2 separate regions of the Homo sapiens genome follow, and region 1 is linked to region 2. Evidence: chromatin contacts called from ENCODE Hi-C or POLR2A ChIA-PET data. All regions are on one chromosome and are shown on one strand. The core of a region is the stretch at or near the end of the contact, and the rest is flanking DNA. Distances in the headings are between cores, read along the strand shown. Region 1 overlaps MIR193BHG (MIR193b-365a host gene). Region 2 overlaps PARN (poly(A)-specific ribonuclease).

The links. Hi-C counts contacts between places; a loop is a spot of excess contacts on that map. ChIA-PET counts read pairs that join two places held with the same protein, here RNA polymerase II (POLR2A). Pooled maps may share reads with other maps.
Region 1: POLR2A ChIA-PET joins it to region 2 with 19 read pairs in AG04449. The contact joins two enhancer-like sites. A Hi-C loop is called at or near these places in 1 of 168 maps with a recorded cell type or tissue (chondrocyte), 8 of 37 single-sample maps with no recorded cell type and 5 of 50 pooled maps. POLR2A ChIA-PET finds 5 or more read pairs at or near these places in 5 of 52 experiments (AG04449, GM12878, HepG2 and 2 more).

What each region holds. Positions count from the first base shown.
Region 1 is chr16:14,324,690-14,329,205 of GRCh38, reverse strand. MIR193BHG (MIR193b-365a host gene) reads right to left here. Exons shown (of 2, transcript NR_170633.1): 2 at 1-3,193. Among named protein-coding and RNA genes, the nearest start is that of MIR365A, 18 kb to the right of the region's middle. Within about 2 kb of position 3,170, at least 2 of the 41 ENCODE cell types and tissues checked have a DNase peak (open chromatin) inside an H3K27ac peak, as active enhancers do.
Region 2 is chr16:14,498,963-14,503,493 of GRCh38, reverse strand. The region is part of intron 21 of PARN (poly(A)-specific ribonuclease); the gene reads left to right. Among named protein-coding and RNA genes, the nearest start is that of LINC03107, 73 kb to the right of the region's middle. RefSeq lists enhancers at 1,628-1,922, 1,648-1,942. Within about 2 kb of position 1,818, at least 32 of the 41 ENCODE cell types and tissues checked have a DNase peak (open chromatin) inside an H3K27ac peak, as active enhancers do.

The sequences.
Region 1 (4,516 bases), core at 1,921-4,420, 180 kb after region 2:
ACCATGTTGGCCAGGCTGGTCTCTAACTCCTGACCTCAAGTGATCTGCCCACCTTGGCCTCCCAAAGTGCTGGGATTACAGGTGTGAGCCACCGCACCTGGCCTATAGTCATTATTATTATTATTATTATTATTATTATTATTATTTATTTTTCTGAGACAGAGTCTCGATCTGTTGCCCAGGCTGGAATGCAGTGGCCTGATCTCGGCTTACTGCAAGCTCCGCCTCCTGGGTTCACGCCATTCTCCTGCCTCGGCCTCCCGAGTAGCTGGGACTACAGGTACCCCACCACCACACCCGGCTAATTTTTTGTATTTTTAGTAGAGACGGGGTTTCACTGTGTTAGCCAGGATGGTCTCCATCTCCTGACCTTGTGATCCACCCACCTCGGCCTCCCAAAGTGCTGGGATTACAGGCGTGAGCCACCGCGCTCGGCCCATTATTGTTAATGATGCTCAAACTCTCCCCATTGGGAGCCACTCCATGTTGTCTCCTGCATCCTTTTCAATGTGACCCTCACCTTCCTTGCTATCAAGGAAGCAAGGAATGACCAGATGTTCCAGGCTCATCTTGAATTTTTTTTCTTGCCTCAGACCTGGAATTGGTTATTTCTTCATGCCCTCATTTCTAGTCGGAAGTGGCGTTTAGACACCATAACCTGGGTGCTGGGGTGTTCACTGCTATTGGATGGCTCATTATTTCTAAACTTTATGGTTGACAGAGCTAGCAAACACCTGCTTTACTTTGTAAGACAAAAATATAGCATGAATTCATACTGATGCTTCCAATTCCAATTCGGGGCTACGGGTTTTTCACCTTGTCTCTGTGATCTTACGTGGGCATCTCCTTTCTTCCATGATCATGTGACAAAGCCTGTTTGGAAAAGCAAAGCTCCCTACTGTGATTCTCATCAAGCTGGAAGCGTGTGAGAAAGCACTTCAGTTTCTTCCCTCGGATATGAACCTGAGCTCTCTGATGAGGTGGTTTAGAAGTGGCCCTGGGAGAAGCCCACTTCTTGGTCACAAGATACTGCATTCTCCTGGCAGATGAACCAGCTGCTTCCAGCATCCTCTGTGTGGGTCCTCACGCCTAGCTGCTCTACGTGCTGGCTGCACAGTGGCATCACATGGGGAAGTAGAAAAACCTCTGATGCCTGTCCCCACCCGGCTTAATCACAGTGAAGTCAGATTATCTGGGCCTGGGACCCTACCATCATTTTTTTTAAAGAATTGCAGGGGCCAGGCGTGGCGGCTCAGAGCTTCTAGCACTTTGGGAAAAAGCTCACAGCTTCCAGCACTTTGGGAAGCCGAGGTGGTAGGATCAGGAGGTCAGGAGATTGAGACCATCCTGGCTAACATGGTGAAACCCCGTCTCTACTAAAAATACAAAAAATTAGCTGGGCGTGGTGGCAGGCGCCTGTAGTCCCAGCTACTCGGGAGGCTGAAGCAGGAGAATGACATGAACCCGGGATGTAGAGCTTGCAGTGAGCTGAGATCGCGCCACTGCACTCCAGCCTGGGAGACAGCGAGACTCCATCTCAAAAAAAAAGAATTGTAGGTAGGCCGGGTGCGGTGGCTCATGCTTGTAATCCCAACACTTTGGGAGGTCAAGGAGGGTGGATCACCTGACGTCAGGAGTTCGAGACCAGCCTGGCCAACATGGCGAAACCCCATCTCTACTAAAGATACAAAAATTAGCTGGGCGTTGTGGTGTGTGCCTATAATCCCGGCTACTTGGAAGGCTGAGGCAGGAGAATTGCTTGAACCTGGGAGGTGGAGGTTGCAGTGAGCCAATATCACACCACTGCACTCCAGCCTGGGTTACAGAGTGAGACTCCGTCTCAAAAAAAAAAAGAATTGCAGGTAATTCTAATGTGTAGCCAGGGGATACAGTCACTGCTCTGTTCCTTGCTTCTCAGCAGAGGGAAGAAAAAGAAGCAACAAGGCTGGCAGATGAACTCTGCCTTCAAAGCCCATTAGCTTCGGCTTGAATTCTGGCACTGCCAGGTTCTAGCTATGAAATCTGAACCTGGCTGGGCGTGGTGGCTCACACCTGTAATCCCAACACTTTGAGAGGCTGAGGCAGGTGGATCCCCTGAGGTCAGGAGTTCGAGACCAGCCTGGCCAGTGAAACCCCATCTCTATTAAAAATACAAAAATTAGCTGGGCGTGGTGGCATGCACCTGTAGTCCCAGCTACTCAGGAGGCTGGGGCAGGAGAATCACTTGAACCCAGGAGGCGGAGGTTGCAGTGAGCCGAGATTGCACCACTGCACTCCAACCTGGACAATAGAGCGAGACTCCATCTCAAAAAAAAAAAAAAAAAGGAAATCTAAGTCAGTGCTGACCAATAGCACTTGTGCAACCTTCAAATGGTCTATATCTGCACTGTCCAATGTGGTAGCCATCAGCCACAGTACACGGGGCTGCTGGGCACTTGAACTCATTGTTAGTGCAACCTAGGGTGTAAATGTTAAAATTTATTTAATTTTAACTAATTTACACATCAATAGCCACAAGGAGCCATCACAGCTACTGTCTTGGACAGCACCACTCTAGAAAATGACCTAACGTCTCGTGGCTTCACATCTGTAAAATAGGGAATAATAGGGGTTATTTCACTGGATATTGACAGGATTAGTGTCAGGATTAGAAACAATGTATATAAAGTTCCTGGTTCCCACAAAACACTCAATAAAATGCTGCTTATTTATTAACATCAGCCTAATACTCAAAAAAAATTGCCTGGAAAACAAATGTTCAGAAGCACCCTACCACAGAGGCTAAAAATTCAGAGCCGTTCCAGAGAAACTCAGAAAATATTCCTTAATTGTAGAAGTTCAATGGCAGCAGGAGGTTATCAGTTACAAGGGCTGTATTTCATTACAGATCCAGCCGCAGCTCAATAAATTAAGCAATCACTCAGAATAACATGTTGCTTTAATCCCCTCTCTTGGAGCGGTTCCAAGTTGTTTGGTTTTATACACGCTCAGCCCTGAAAGGGGACTCATACTGGGCTCATTTCTTTCCCCTCAATTCATCAGCCCCTCTCTGGAAACATCTTTGCATCTCCCAACCAGCAGGAGAGAGGATTCCAAGCCAAGCAGGCCTCCTTTTATCAAAACTGGAGCCTTTTCCATCCTCTGGCCTTGACGTGTTCCACGTTTCATTTGCTGAAATTACTGGCAGGTTTATCTGCAATGAAAAAAAAGACACCTTTTAGCAGCCCAGTTCTGGGCATGTAGAGAGAGCTAACTCTCGGCGGCTTTTCCATTCTCATCTTCTCTCGAGTGGTTTATAATCTCACAGTAGAATTTTGTTTCCCCTAGAAACTTGGCACGGGAGGTGTCAGCCTGGGAACATATTTGTTTGTGTAAATTAAAAGAAGAGTATGTTTTGACCATATTTAAGTTCTAACTGCACTAAAGAAATAAATACCGACTTGCACAACGCTTCTCGCTGCCGCACGGTTCTGGCTCACCTCCCCAAACTCTGTCTTTGTTAATAAAACCCACACTAACAAGAGCTCTTAATAGCTTATCTCCTCAGACAGCTACAGGGACAACCTCAGAAGCCATGTCTGCCCCGACCCAGGCCCACATAGAAAATCCACTTACCTCATTTGGGATTTGCTTCTCCTGACACACCGCATTCTTGCTGGGGTAGAAAAGGGTATCAGAAACAGCACCCTCACCAATGTAGGCTTGTTTTTTTTGGTGGGGGAGGGACAGGGTCTTACTTTGTCACCCAGGCTGGGGTATAGCGGTACAATCACAGCTCACTGTAGCCTCGACCTCCCGGGCTCAAGCGATCCTCCTGCATCAGCCCCCCAAGTAGATGGGACTACAGGCATGCGCCACTATGCCTGGCTAATATTTGTATTTTTTATAGAGACAGGGTTTTGCCATGTTGCTCAGGCTGGTCTTGAACTCCTGAGCTCAAGCCATCCTCCAGCCTCAGCCTCTCAAAGTGCTGGGATTACAGGCGTGAGCCACCAAGCCCAGCCTCTACAGGTATACCCTTGATGTGCATGTGAATGATAACCTTTTGAAGGCCCTGGGCAATAGCTGTAGAAATTTACAATGCACACCTCTTGGCTGGGAGCAGGGGCTCACATCTGTAATCCTAGCACTTTGGGAGGCTGAAGGATGGCTTGAGCTCGGGAGGTCAAGACCACCCTGAGCAACATGGTAAGACCCTGTCTCTACTAAAAAATACAAAAAACATTAGCTGGGTGTGGTAGTGCAGGCCTGTAGTCCCAGCTATTTAGGACGCTGAGGCAGGAGGATCACTTGAGCCCAGGAGGTGGAGGTTGCCGTGGGTCGAGATTGTGCCATTGCATTCCAGCCTGGGCAACAGTGCGAGACTGTCTCAAAAAAAAAAAAAAAAAAAAAAAAAAAATCTCCTCTGACTGAGAAATTCCACTTCTAGGAATTTATCCTACAAGTATTCTTGGCCACATGCCAAAGATTATAGATGTTATAAAGGCAAAATCCTCGAGTTAACTGCAAAGTTGGC
Region 2 (4,531 bases), core at 569-3,068:
CAGGAAATTTATTTGAACACCTTCTCAGCTTAGGCTGCCCTCATCTTTCCTTGCATGACATATTCATGATACGTGCGTTTCTATCACCTTTGCTAAAAGAAATAGATACTGCATTACGCTTTTCTCATATGAGTCAGCTCTTTTCAGAATTGCTTCTAACCACAGAGAACTCCTTACAGCTCTCTGAGTGTTGTTTGTGCACCTAGAATACAAATTGACATGTATAAACTACCCTCATGTGGACATTACATTCACCTCCTTGCTGCCAAGAAGAGAAGGTGGAAGTCTCTTTTCCTTTCTGGTGTTCTCATTCCCCAGAAAGGAGAATCCATTCAGCTAGTATCAGTGCCTCTGTGGGGGGAGGTTCTTCTCAAACAACACCAAAGCAGCGTGGATAGGAGCACTCAGGGGCGCAGCGGGGTGAGGGGGGCAGAAGGTGAAATATCTCTACCGTCTTATGTTTTATTTAAACCATTCTCACAATTTAAAAAAATGCTATTCTGCAATATGTCCATTTTACTTTAATATTAATTTGTTTTAAATTGCCAGATTAATTATTTAATTTTTCCTCCCTGATCTCTGGTAAAATCCATGCCCTAAGAAGTTAAGCCGTGGTTCTTCAGTGGCTTGTAGTAATTGCAAGCCCAGGGCTGTTCGGAAGCAGAGAGAAGTAGCTGTATTAGCTGTTCTCTCCTGAAGAAATATCACTGGAGGTATAGAATAGCTAAAACACCTTCCTTGTCTTCAGAGAACTAGCTTGGGTACATGTGACCAGAGGACAGGCACAGAGGCTTAGATCGTATATTTGCTAGGTACCAAGTAGAGTTACATCATAACATTTTGAAACTTGTGTGAATTCAAATGTACTTGATGTGGCTAATTATTTTTTAGGGTGTGAGACTGGTTTTGCTTGTCACTTCACTCAGCAAAAGTATTTATCCTTATCCCAGTGAGTTGGAGATGAAATGGGAGATGTAGATTCTGCCCCTTCCTTGTGAATATCAACTTTCACACTCTTCTTGTAGCAAGCTTCCTGCTGGTTATAAACCATGTGTGTTCACACATGTGTGTACATGTGTGTTTAATAACATGGTGCTCACATGCAAGCCATCGTCTTCCTCTGATGTCCTAGAGGAGAAACAGTAGTGTGTTCTGACCCTGGAGGAAAAACCAGCTGTGTTGGCTTCACTGAGAGACGCATGTTCTCCAGTGTGAAGAAAGAAGTTTCAAGGGTAATTTTAACTAAAGGCAAAGTTCAGCTTTAGCGTCCCCACCCCTTGCCCCATGCGTGAATACTCTGTTGTGACTCCAGTCTTAGATGCTTTCCCTGAAGCCAACTGTGGAAAGCATCTCAGTTCAAAGATAAGAAAACAGTTGCCCAGAGAGGCATGTGGCCTTCCAGTAGTAGAGCTGTCTACCCCAGAGTGTACACACTCATTCCATTGTGCCTTCTGCTCATATGATGTTTGTTAACTCTTTTAAATCCTGAACCAGTCAAAACCACATTTTTTAAAAATAATCTAAACAGCATTTAGCTAAGGCCTCTAGAGAGCTGAGTGCAAGGTGTGCCTGTGCTCTTTCCAGAAACGGCAGTGATTTATGCCTGCACTCTGGCTTGAGTTGTGACAGAACAGGCTCCAATGGGTGTGTGTTTAGTGCCTTGTCTGTGATTTTCAGGATACATTCAGGTAGCTGCTTCCTAATGCATTCCCCAAAGAGTGTGCTTGTGGGCAGAGCATGTGCTGGGGAGGAGGGCCAGCTGTGAGCGGGGGAACAGATGACTCAGCATTCCAGCGGGCTGCCTGCCCAGGAACTCTCACCATGATGGCTTTAATAACATGGTGGCACATTGCCTGGTAACCTGAGGGTTGGTGGGGTTTGTTTCTACCTACTTTACCGAAAAGCCCTCTATCAGCTGTTGGCCAACCACATCAGGGTGGGGTAAGATATAAACTTGGCTCTGCAAGCTGACTTTCTTTTCTATTTTTCATGCCTCTGCCTACATTTTAACATTCATTCTCTTTTTCTTTCTGTTTTTTTTTTTTTTTTTTTTTTTTTGGACAGTCTTGCTTTGTCCCAGGCTGGAGTGCAGTGGCGCAATCAAGTGATCCTCCCACCTCAGCGTCCCAAGTAGCTGGGACTATAGGCGCACACCACCACTCCAGACTAATTATTATTATTATTATTATTATTATTATTGTTTTTTTGTTTGTTTTTTGTTTTTTTTTGTAAAGATGGGGTTTTACTGTTTTGCCCAGGCTGGTCTCTAACTCCTGGGCAGGCTCAAATAATCCAAAAGTGTTAAGATACAGACGTGAGCCACTGCACCCAACCTGCTCGCTTTTCTCTTCTCATTTATATACTATGTAAAGGTGGAAGCTGGATAGTTGACTTCCATATCATGTCCTCAAGGGAATTAGTTACTGAACAGATGGTCTTTTTTATATTAGTTAAAATTATTTTGTTTGCAATTCAGACCTCTGGACTATTTCCCTGGGTGCCTCATAGCAGAAGAATCTGTAGCCATGGACCTCCTTGCCACAGATTTGATTTTGGTGGAACAGATCTGGATGTATGTAGCCTTAGAAGCAAGCTAGGCTTTTTCTTTTCTGTTGGTAAAGGCCTCTAACTGCTGCCCTAAGCTGACATAGGGCACAGGGTACTATCTGTGAGCTCACTGGAAAAATGGGGTTTGTGGAGCTTTATAGCTGGGTTCCATGAAAGCTGCTTTCAGGTACTTTTTTTTTCCTCCATCAAAATCTTAGCATATGCAAAGGCAGTAGAAGCAAATTTATTCATTGGACATGCTTTAAAATGAGACTTTACTTATGTTAGAGGTATTAGATGTAGCACTTTAGAATTAGAATCTAAAGGGTGGTAATATTTTTTTCTAGGGAAAGAAATGTAGAGAGTACTTTATAAAATCCACAAGTGTAGGCAGGCTTGGTGGCACGTGCCTATAGCCCTGGCTGCTCGGGAGGGTTGCTTGAGTCCAGGAGTTTGAGGCTCCAGTGAGCTATGGTCACACCTGTGAATAGCCACTGCACTCCAGCCTGGGTAACATAGTGAGACCCTGTCTTAAAAAAACAAAACAAAACAAAAAAAGTAAAAGATAAAGTTTACAGAAACCATTCTAGCCTGGGCACAGCAGCTCATGCCTGTAATCCCAGCACTTTGGGAGGCTGAGGCAGGAGAATTCCTTAAGCCCAGGAGTTCAAGACCAGCCCTGGCAATGTAGCAAGATCCCACCTCTACAAAAAAAATTTTTAAATTACCCGGACATGGTGGCAAGCTCCTGTAGTCCCAGTTCCTTGAGAGGCTGAGGTGGGAGGATTGCTTGAGCCTGGGAAGTTGAGGCTGCAGTGAACCGTGGTTGTGCTACTACACTCCAGCCTGAGTGACAGAGTGAGACTGTCTCAAAAAACAAAGAATGAAAAAAAGCATTCTGTGTTCTTCTCTCTGTATACCTGACTTTCAGAAGTTGTTTTTCAGTTTCCTAATTTGTGTTGAGTATTTTGACATTGTAGGAAACTCTCAGGTCATTGAGAATTTTAAAATACAATGTTATAAAATATTCAAAAATACTTTGGCATGTGATAATATCACACTTGCCATTGTATTAATATTGTTTTTATTTAAAACATTTTTTGGAGACAGGGTTCCCTTTGTTTCCCAGGCTGGACTTGAACTCCTGGGCTCAAGTGATCCTCCTGCCTCCTCCTCCTGAGTAGCTGGGATTACAGGCACGTGCCACTGCACCTGGCTTGTTTTAGTTTTTTACATTTCTCTCTTTTGGCTTGACTTTTTTATCTAACCAGTTGGTTTTTACAATGAATGTTTAAATAGACAAAAAAGCTCTACACTTTTAGAATGTAGAAAGCAAAATGAATATTTAGAACAATTTAGAGATTTAATGACTTGAGTCTGGAAAGCTGAACAATGTCAATATCACTTTTTTAAAAATCGTATTCTCCTGCTGGCAAAGAATTTCACAGATCCTTTTAATGTCCAGGAGTGGTGAAGAACTTGTTACTTCTTTGAATTTTGGGAGTTGCCACCTTCTATTAATAAAAGCAGTTCCTCAGCAAATGGGAAAAGTTCGCTCTCCCTGATTCCCCTGCAGGCTCACTGTCTCCTTCCACTTCCTCTCTCTGTCCCGCTCTCTCCCTCTCCCTACTTTCTCCTTCTCCCATCCCCCTGTATTACCTGTGTTAGACTCAAGAGTAATGTCACTCAGCATGCTTCCTCTCCTAGCAGCCTAACCTGCTCCAGTTCAGACCTGAATGCTGTCTTTAGGTCTGGTGTCAGCAGCAACAGCCCCCGTAACAGGGAAGCAGCTTACTTAAGGAAAAAGAAAATAAAGAGCTGGAATAGTCCTCCTAAGATCCCAAATCCACAAGGAAGTGATGTGGTCATTTAAAAGCAGAAACAACAATACAAGTGTAGAATCATTGTGTTAAATGCCCAGGCAGGATGGGACTTCAAAATCAAAACAATTCTTACTCAGATTTGCGCCACCATTTGGGGACAT